Linked DNA regions of Homo sapiens: region 2 is linked to region 1. Evidence: read pairs that join two places in POLR2A ChIA-PET (ENCODE). Cell type or tissue: PC-3. All regions are shown on one strand. Each heading gives the region's core, and the rest is flanking DNA. Links, peaks and the distances in the headings are about the cores only.

The links. Peaks named below come from ENCODE experiments on the same cell type or tissue, not always from the same donor. Only the 100,000 strongest peaks of a DNase experiment are listed, where the experiment ranks them.
Region 2: POLR2A ChIA-PET joins it to region 1 with 6 read pairs; 1 of 35 experiments calls an interaction of 5 or more read pairs at or near these places.

What each region holds. Positions count from the first base shown.
Region 1 is chr11:102,788,163-102,794,779 of GRCh38, forward strand. It overlaps MMP1 (matrix metallopeptidase 1), which reads right to left. Exons shown (of 10, transcript NM_002421.4): 7 at 4,443-4,576; 8 at 3,171-3,333; 9 at 2,541-2,644; 10 at 1,757-2,359. The coding sequence ends at 2,250. It also overlaps the pseudogene WTAPP1. Among named protein-coding and RNA genes, the nearest start is that of MMP1, 6.7 kb to the right of the region's middle. In PC-3, for the core only: no CTCF peak of the experiment used is centred there; a DNase peak (open chromatin) is centred at 3,669.
Region 2 is chr11:102,339,617-102,343,616 of GRCh38, forward strand. No RefSeq gene overlaps it. Among named protein-coding and RNA genes, the nearest start is that of BIRC2, 5.6 kb to the right of the region's middle. In PC-3, for the core only: a CTCF peak has its summit at 2,312 (motif pointing right); a DNase peak (open chromatin) is centred at 2,355.

The DNA of each region.
Region 1 (6,617 bases), core at 1,895-5,894:
CCCCCAACTTAATCTGATGCCTTTCAGATTTACTCCCATATGTGTTTCCTTGATTTCTGATGATACTTAATGCCCAGGTCCTATAATTCTTTTGGTTAGTAACCTATATTTCCTACCATAGCTAGGATCTGAACTATGCTGAGACCTGATCTTAGTCATTTGCCTGAAAATAATGAGCAGAGGGAAGATCAATCTGGGATGAGGGCAAGCACTATCTTGTGAGGTTTTTGTCTCAAATGAGGTCTTTATCAATTCTCCATGCAAGCATAGTTTGTGCTCCTCTGGCAAGAGGGAGGTACTACTTCTGCCTGTGTAGAGCTTGCTTCTGCCTGTGTAAAGCTACTTGCAAGACTCCTGCCTACATAAACTTTCCTCCCAAATTAGTCATGATAAACTAGTGATTATCTTGACAAACTATATTATGCAGCATTAATCAAATAGAAAATCTTAGTGGCTTAGGAAATAAAAGTTGTATATATGTTTAGAGACAAGAATCTCATTCTGTAACCCAGGCTGGAGCGCAGCGGTGATATGGTTTGGCTCTGTGTCCCGAGGCAAATCTTGTGTGGAATTGTAATTCCTCAGCGTTGGAGGAGGGATCTGGTGGGAGGTAACTGAATCATGTGAGTGGATTTCCCCTTTGCTGTTCTTGTGATAGTGAGTGAGTTCTCACAAGATCTGGTTGTTTGAAAGTGTGTAGCACTTCCACCTGCTCTCTCTCTTCCTCTTGCTCCAGCCACGTAGGACATGCCGGCTTCTCTTTCACCTTCTGTCATGATTATAAGTTTCCTGAGGTCTTTCCAGCCATGCTCCCTGTACAGCCGGTGAAACCGTGAGCCAATTAAACCTCTTTTCTTTATAAATTATCCAGTCAGAGGTAATTCTTTATAGCAATGTGAGAACGAACTAATAAAGTGGTGCGATTATGACTCACTGAAGCCTCCAACTCCTGGGCTCAAGTGATCCTCCCATCTCAGCCCTCAGAGTAGCTGGGAATACAGGTGTGTACCACTATACTCAGCTATTTTTAAATTTTTTTTTGTAGACGTAGAGCCTTACTATGTTGCCCAGGCTGGTCTCAAACTCCTAGTCTCAAGCAATCCTCCTGTCTCAGCCACCCAAAATGCTAGGATTATAGGTGTGAGCCACCATGGCCAGCCTAAAATTTGATTTCCTGCTTAAGCAAAGTCTACTGAGGTTTGTGTAACTATTTGGAGCATTTACCTCCAGCAATTCAGCTTGTTCTGTCTTGTGGCAACTCTCTCATGATGTACTTCTACCACAGGACAGAAGGAGTAGACTACTAGAGAAATTTCCACCAGCAATTAAATGTTCCAGTCTGAAAATGATATTTGTCACTTCTTCACTCAACCCTCTGGCTAGAAGTAGTCAGATGCCCCACTGCCCACCACCCAACTCTGCAAGGAGTTGGACTGTGGGAAAATGGAACCCTCCCATATGTTCAGAAGAGACAAAATGACATACACCTAGAACGCTCTACCATGATGTCACTGATTTTACCTAAAACCACTTTTGGAATCCATAAATGGGGCAAGGGAAATGGATTCCCCTCCCCCACCCCAGTTTATATGGTATAAATTCCATGTGAATAGAGAATAGTTGAGTTTTTTGTATATCCTCATTTCCCACATGAACATTTTTTATATTGTCTACTTCCCATTTCAAATTTGAAAAGCAGTCTCTGTAAGGGTGGCGTTGTCATCAGAAAGTAACAATAATAAATATAGAAAGTGTATAAAACAGTAGAAACAAGGTTGACTTTATTCCAAACATAAAACACTTATTTTGTGTTAGAAGAGTTATCCCTTGCCTATCCAGGGTGACACCAGTGACTGCACATGTGTTCTTGAGCTGCTTTTCCTCCGGCAAAGACTCATGTCTCCTGTCTCTTTCTGTCTTGAAAGGATATGTTTGTCACTGAAGCTGCTCTCTGGGATCAACGTCAGAGTTGCATACTCTGGAAAAGATCTTTGCAACTCTGGCCTATATGAATCCATAAGCCACAAACTTGACTTTTTGTACCCACCATTTGTGGAACTAAATTATATCAGTACAAAAAGGGCTACATTCTAAATAGTAAAAAAATATGCAAACTGAGGTATAAATAAGATTATATTCTGTGTATCAGTGACTCTAGAGGTTAAAAATGACTGAGAAAATAGACAGTTCTTCAGGAAAACACCTTCTTTGGACTCACACCATGTGTTTTCCATTCAAATTAGTAATGTTCAATTTTTCCTGCAGTTGAACCAGCTATTAGCTTTCTGGAGAGTCAAAATTCTCTTCGTTTTAGGATCAAATTTGTATTGTCTTGTTCCATGAAAGAAATAGAAAAATCCTAGAAACAAAACAAAAGAGACTTACTACATTATACAAGTAGTTTCTAGGTTTAACTTGAATTCTTGAGAAACCAATTCATCTGTGAGCACAGATATTTTTGGCATTTGCTGTTCCAACTAACAATAATGATGTTATTGCTACGGCAATGAAATGGAGGAAATACATGTATATTCACTTACCATCTTTCATGAAAACTGCATCAACTTTGTGGCCAATTCCAGGAAAGTCATGTGCTATCATTTTGGGATAACCTGGATCCATAGATCGTTTATATTCATCATACCTGGTCAGAAAAGAGTTAAGAGTGTCAGACCTTTTGCTAAACATGTGCACTCTGAAAATCATTACAGAAAATACACAATGAGGAATTTAACCAGAATATTTCATTTTATAGATCATTTGTGAAATGGGGAGTGGATGGGATAAGGTGGAATGTTGGGTGAACTAAAAGGCCTTTAAGGCCCCTCTGAAATCCAGCATCGAATTCTCCAGTAGGTTCTACGCTATGTCCTATCGAGGTAACATACTATGGAAGATAAGTAACTTTTGGCCAAAGTAGCTCCGTTAAGATGAATGTCCTCAATTCTACATCCTTTTAAAATTCATCCCCCTACATTCTCTGGATTCCCAGTGCAGGCATTGTGTGATGATTATTGGTCAATAGACTAAATAGATGATAGATTGGCACCAGCCATCTGAAGGAAAGGATGCCGGCCAAGGCAGTTTGAGACTCACTTTGAAATGGGCTATTCTAGAACTTTTTATGTAGAAAGAACTGAGGCCCTAACATTCTCTGCACTTAAACTTACCTCCAGTATTTGTTAGCAACAAAGAAGTAGGTTTTTCCAGTGTTTTCCTCAGAAAGAGCAGCATCGATATGCTTCACAGTTCTAGGGAAGCCAAAGGAGCTGTAGATGTCCTTGGGGTATCCGTGTAGCACATTCTGTCCCTGAACAGCCCAGTACTTATTCCCTGCCAATCAAGAAAGAGTGATAAAACACTTGCCTAAGACTTCAATAGGCAGTAAGTGAATTTTCAGCTAAGTTCTTAGTTTCACATGCTAGTGCAGTACCCTGGCTGCAGATTAGAATCATCTAGGGAGATTTTTGAAAATACTGATGCCAGGACCCTATCCCAGACCAATTAAATGTGTCTATCTTTGGAAGCTTCTTAGTTGATTCTAATCTGCAGCAAGCTTTGAGAATGACTTGTTTATGGAGTTGGGGGCTTCTTTCCACAGTCAGATGTTCAAATGACTAAAGAGTTAGTTATGCCACCTTGGTGATATAAACTTCGGTTCTCCAGGTTTGCTCATGGACTGTGGAAGTTCAAACCATTTGTATCATAAAGGGTGAAGTGCTGTAGTGACTCATAACCTGTAAGGGTTTGCAATCCTGGATTCAAATCACTGCATTTGACTAGAAGATAGTTCCAAATACTTGAATTAATGCTGTGTCCAGATTCCGTGTTTATACTCAGTAAGCCCCTCATCACATAAAGCTGGTCTCATATACTAAAGCCAAGATTTCTGTTACTGTACACACGTGCTATTTACCCCTCATGAAAAAGGAATTTGAAACTTTCTGTCTCTAACATCCATTTAATTTCATAATTTAAAGGCTAAAAATCCTGTTTCAAAGCGTTTGGCCCATCTGACCTGCATTTAATTCTTTGCCTTGAGTGTATGGCTGAGTCAAATGTCTTACTCATTGTACTACGTTAAACACACGTTTGCAAAAATATTGGTGCGTGGCATAGTGTCTCGAGTTTTACTTTGAGTACTCCCAGGAATATGGAGGGGGTTTTAAATACATAGTTTGTGCAGAAAATATTTTTGTAAATCTAGATTCATTAAAAAGGCCAGAACGTTCTATCTCCAGTCATTTGCCTTTTGTTTAAAATGACTCCAAAATGCGCTACGCACCGTTTAGTTAAGTTGATGGACTTTCATTGATTTGGTTGGTGAGACTGAGATTTTCAAAAGTCCCTGGAGAGAATGTAGCTAGTAACCTTATATCTCAGCCCCAAAGGGAATGAAAAATTGATTTATTAAAGCAGTGAAAAATAATTAGAAAGATTACCTTTGAAAAACCGGACTTCATCTCTGTCGGCAAATTCGTAAGCAGCTTCAAGCCCATTTGGCAGTTGTGGCCAGAAAACAGAAATGAAATTGAGCTCAACTTCCGGGTAGAAGGGATTTGTGCGCATGTAGAATCTGATTAGAAAAAAAGCAAGAAAAGTTTCCATCTAATTTCTGGTAATCTCTGGCAGATATCCAGCTCCAGCTCCTTCTTGTTGCTGGCACTAGTGGTGTGCTGGTAAATGTATAACATTCAGCTCTCCAAAGAAGGGTTGGTTTATAGCATTTGCTGATTTCACTAGCTTGAAATACTCCCATTATGATGAATTTCAAGAGTCTCAGTGGAGCACCATTGTATAGCATACAAATAAAATAGGCATAAGTAACTTTAAGAACATAAATAAGTAGAAAAATGCAGTAAAAATTATGACAAACTGATGAATTTTTATTATTTTTATTACCTTTTATTTTAATGTAATTTAATTTTGTTTATATAATTTAAGTTTTATCTCTTTTTTATTTATTTACTTTTTTGAGACAGAGTCTCACTCTCTCACCCAGGCTGGAGTGTAGTGGTACAATCTTGGCTCAGAGCAACCTCTGCCTCCCAGATTCAAGGATTCTCCTGCCTCAGCCTCCTGAGTAGCTGGGATTACAGGTACAGGCCAACACGCCCAGCTAATTTTTGTACTTTTAGTAGAGACAGGGTTTCACCATATTGGCCAGGCTGGTCTTGAACTCCTGATCTCAAATGATTCCCCCGCCTCCGCCTCCCAAAGTGCTGCGATTACAAGTGTGAGCCACTGCACCTGGCCTATAATTTAATTTTTAATAATGGCTATGGTTCACAGCTAGCTTGCAAAATTCTTCAAAATTTAACAGTCAGCTTTGGTGAGCCATTAGGGATCGGCTGTGCACATTACCAACTGGACCATGACTCTAATATCCTATTATTTAGTGATTACTTACAACACACCAGGCCCATTCCTTACATCAGACCTTATCACAAGGACACTACAAGAGAGTATTTGAGGATGAGAAATTGAGGTTGGGGAGACTAAGGGAGGTGTCTAAGGCCACCCAGCTGGTAAGAGGCTAAGGTTGATTTTTAAACTCCGCTCTGGCAGCCAATCCCTTTGTTGTCCCTTGGTTAGTAGTATTTACACAAAGTGGATTATAGAGCTTAATAGGGACTAGGGTAACAGCACAGCATAGACTGTTATGTGGGCTGACACAGAAGAGCTCCAGATTCCAGGCCACAGGGAAGCCTACGGCCTTGGCTGTCGGAAACCTGACTTCTAGGTCCAGTCCTTCCTCTGCCTGGCTGTGATGCCTTAGGCAAATCAGTTACTATCTCTATCTCTAGCCTTTCATGTCTCCTCGACATGGCGACATTTAAATGATCTCTGTGTCCTTTCAATTCTGGCAAATCCTCAAATTGGTCCTGTTCCATCTAGTAATATTTGGTTTGATAGGTGTGTCCTGTTGTACTGAGAGGTTTCCTTTAAAACCATGTGTTTTCTTAACTTGTCCCAGCATTGAACCACACCCTGTATAGTTTACCTCCAGCCTTATCTTTTACACTTAAAAAGTAAAGAGAGGGCAGAAAGAATTATGAGCCAGTGCCCTGAATTCTAGGAGAGATGCGACTACAGAGTAGTAAAACAGTGCCACAGCACTTGAGAGGCTGCAGAGAATGAGCCTTTCAGGCCACCCTGAATTTCTATGTGTTGATCTTTCTGTGGACTGCATCATTCACCAAATGCGGTGTGCAATAACACACCAAAAGAGTGTGTTATTATTTTGCCTGATCCTTTAGGAATCACTATGGTACAGAGAGCAGGCCTCCTCCTTGCATGTGAGATGACCCCAACTTTTTGAGTCCACATGCTGCAGAGGGAGTTCTAGGATTCTTCTTTGAAGAGGGAAGCACCATGTTGTGGCTGCCCCTATCTGTCCCAGGAGGGATTTCATCAGTTCTTGGGGACTTTCCCAGCATTGGTGCCCTCTCTTCTCTTCTTCTCTGGGCCTCCAGGGGGCAACAGAGACCCTTCAAGTTAATAGGCTTTGGGAGGGCCATTTTTCCAGGATGGCAGGGGAGATAATTAAAGGATGGCTATGCAACCCTCATCAGTGAGATGTTGCTATGGAAAGGACCACTTTCTCCTAAGAAAGT
Region 2 (4,000 bases), core at 1-4,000, 450 kb before region 1:
TCTTAATTTCCTTATATCGCTTGATACCATTAGCCATTAAGTTCCTTTGTGGTCACAGGCAATGTGATTGAACCATATTCAGCTCCTATTGGAGAAGATGTCACCTCCTTTTGTTGTCTTGCACATCATAGTAGACACTATGTATGTTACTAAGAAAATTCAAGACCAGATGCAGTGGTTCACACCTGTAATCCCAGAACTTTAGGAGGCCAAGGCAGGTGGATCGTTTGAGTCTAGGAGCTCAAGACCAGTCTGGGCAACATAGTAAGACCATGTCTTAATAAATAATTAAAAAGAAAGAAAATTCCAGGCAAAACAGATGTGATGTTTAAGAGATTCACTATTTTAAAAGCAATACAAGTACGCTTGAAACAAAAAGGATCAGTGGGTCAGTATTACTCAATCTCTTAAAAACTACACCCACTCCTGGTCGGACGTGGTGACTCATGCCTGTAATCCCAGAACTTTGGGAGACCAAGGTGGGCGGATCACCTGAGGTCGGGAGTTCAAGACCAGCCTGATCAACATGGAGAAACCCCGTCTCTACTAAAAATACAAAAAATTGGCTGGGTGTGGTGGCACATGCCTGTAATCCCAGCTACTGGGGAGGCTGAGGCAGGAGAATTGCTTGAACCCAGGAGGCAGATGTTACGGTGAGCCGAGATCACGCCATTGCACTCCAGCCTGGGCAACAAGGGTGAAACTCCAGCTCAAAAAACAAAACAAAACAAAACAAAAAAAACCATGCCCACTTCTAAATCTTGAGTCAAGATTTAGGCAAGGTCTCATTTGCAGAGTTTGTACTGTGCAAATAACAGGTATTTTTTCAAGTTGCACAATATTCCTGCTCCTCCTCAGGTCAACATGTCCCTTGATAGTCTTCAACTTTATTTTCTGCCACTCTACCCATTGCTCACTGTCTTTCAGCCACCTTGGTTTTCATCAGTTTCTAAATATGTCAAACTCTCTTTTGCTTCAGGGTCTTTGACTGGAATCTTCTTTCATTCACTCTTTCCCTGGCAAATTCCTACTCATTCTTCAGGTGTCAGCCTCCATGTTACTTTCTCAGACTGTCTTTCTCTGACTTCTCCCATCTAGATTATATCCCTTTGATAGTCTCTTTAGTAGACCCTTTGTTCTTTTTCTTCATAACACTTAACACAATTTATATTTACAGTTTTTAATGCCATAGTCTGTTGTCAAATTTTCCACGAGGACAATAATCATGTTTTCTGTTCACCATTATATGTGTAGCACTGAGCACAGGGCCTGACAGAAAAGACCCTTATTGAGTAAATGAATGAATGAATGGCTTCCTGTGAGTGAACATGGAATGTGAGAGATTTCTTCCTCTTTAAATACCACTGCTGATAAAGTACTAAGGCAGAATAATTGATAAAGTAGATCATGGGCCAAATTCTGCCTTTAGATATCAAAAGGAATCTTTAGAGAGGAAAGATCACCCTAGTTTAAAAGGATTCATGTAGGAGATGGGAATTGGAACTGATTTCTGATGAGGAGGCATGGCATTTCAACTCTGGAAAGAGCATAAGGTACAGATATAGGCATTAGAATCTTAATAACAACAATTAACTGACATTTATTTACTTTTGGTATTTTGTTTTGTTCTTGTTTTTGAGACAGAGTCTAACTCTGTTGCCCAGGCTGGAGTGCAATGGTGTGATCTCAGCTCACTGCAACCTCCGACTCCCAGGCTCAAGTAATTCTCATGCCTCAGCCTCCCAAGTTGCTGGGATTACAGGTGTGCATCACCACACCTGGTTTTTGTATTTTTAGTAGAGACGGGGTTTCGTCATGTTGGCCAGGCTGGTCTTGAAATCCTGGCTTCCAGTGATCCACCCACCTCAGCCTCCCAAAGTGCCGGGATTACAGGCGTGAGCCACCACGCCCAGCTTGATATTTATGGAACTCAAATGTACTAAGTGTCTATATTCATTATCTGATTTGAGACACTGTAATTTAGGAGAGGCAGTAGCACAGGAATTGAAAGTTCAGTCTTCGGATTCCAATCACAGCAGAGTAAGCTTGGGCAATTATTTAACATCTCTGTGCCTCTGTGGGCTTAGTCCCTTGCATGATTGCCTTCTGGAAATCCATAGGAAAGGCTTTTCCTGGACTTCCATCGGCTTTTGGGATCCTAGAATTCTTTTTTCCTTCCTTGACAGGAAATATGTACAGGAAGAACAAGGTCCTCTCTGCCTTGTGTTTGTCAGTATTTCTTGTGACTATTTTCTCCTAAACATAAGGTTTTTCTGAGTTCAAGGATTTTGGGGCTGATCAAAGAAGAGATGTGACCACAAGGTGGCAGTAGCATGCAACAAGCTTTATTTGGGTGGTGCTTGACAGACTGCATGTAAGGAGGACATCCCTCACAGCTGGACACCTTCCAGAGGCAGAGGTGTATGGCCACCATGCAGAAGGGGAAGAAGGCAAGGGAACTACTCCTGGGGTAGGGGAGAAGCAGAAATGGGGTTTATCTGTCTAGGATGTTGTACAGCTACAAGATAAGATAGGGAGTCTCTGAGTTAGAGAACTTGGAAGGGCAGCAGAGGTTTGGGGTCTTTTATAGCTCTATGCTTTGTCTTATCTTTGGTTAACAGATGCCAGGTACGGTTTTATCTTTGGCTAGCAGGCAGACTCTAAATGGCTAAAAACATGGCCATCTGAGCTATGTGTGTGTGTGTGTGTGTGTGTGTGTGTGTGTATGTATATATATATATATATATATATATATATATATATATATATATACTTTTTTTTTTCTTTGAGATGGAGTGTTGCTCTGTATCCCAGGCTGGAGTGCAATGTCTCACTGCAACCTCCACCTCCTGGGTTGAAGAGATTCTCCTGCCTCAGCCTCCCAAGTAGCTGGGACTACAGGCATGCACCACCATGCCCGGATAATTTTTGTAATTTTTAGTAGAGATGGGGTTTCACCATGTTGGCCAGGCTGGTCTCAAACTCCTGACCTCAGGCAATCTGCCTGCCTTGGCCTCCCAAAGTGCCGTGATTACAGGCGTAAGCCACTGCACCCGGCCCATCGGAGCTACATTTGAGCAATTACATGGATAAAATTTTGAGCTTAGATAAGGTAAGTTTTGAGCTAATGGTCCCAGACTGACGTGAAGAAGCAAACAATATGCGCCCAATATACTCAGGCCGTCTTTAACACCTTTATTTTCCTAACTTTTAATTCATTGATTTTTGAAACTGGAGTTGCTGAAATTCTAATTTACATTAAATTATTAAGGTTTACTAATTAAGCCTTTAAATAATATTTCTGTAAATTTTTAAAACCTGACTTTTGATACAGATGCCAACATTTTAAAGCTGTCTTGGATTTTAAGAGTCTCAATATTATCTATAAAAATCTTTTTAGCAATTACCTTGGCTGAGTGCTCATATACAAAATAAACTGATTAAATCAAGGGAGCTATTGGATCCTCTCTAGTTCCAAAACCCTAATGAAGGGTTTTATGAAAATTAAAACCCAAAGTCTTACCACAGAAATATAAAGTGACTTTTTTTTTTTAAACAGATGAAAACATAATGCTTGGGATGCCTGCAAGTGACTAAAAGTTGGAAAGGGAAGTTCTGATGTGACCCAAATTTGTAAGTTCTTAATGTCCTATTTGAATTTTTTAAAAAATTCAAAAATTCAGGAATATATGCATGTCATTTGTGTACATACTGACAAAGACTATCTCTTTGACCAAACTTCTGAGCCTCTTCTGAGCCCTCTTCTTGACTAGGCCTTGACTTTGGGCCCTACCCCACCTGTAATTGTCGGCCTACCTCAGTCTTAATAAGAATCCTGTCAGTTTAGTGAGGATCCCGCCACTCTGGGTATCTGATCAAGTTCCTCATTCTCCACTTCTGAAGTATAAGCCCTTAGCCTGCCTTCAGCAAGAATCCTACCACCCCTGATGTCTCCTTTTAGTACTTTTCTATCCACTGACCCTCCTTACTCTACCTGTTG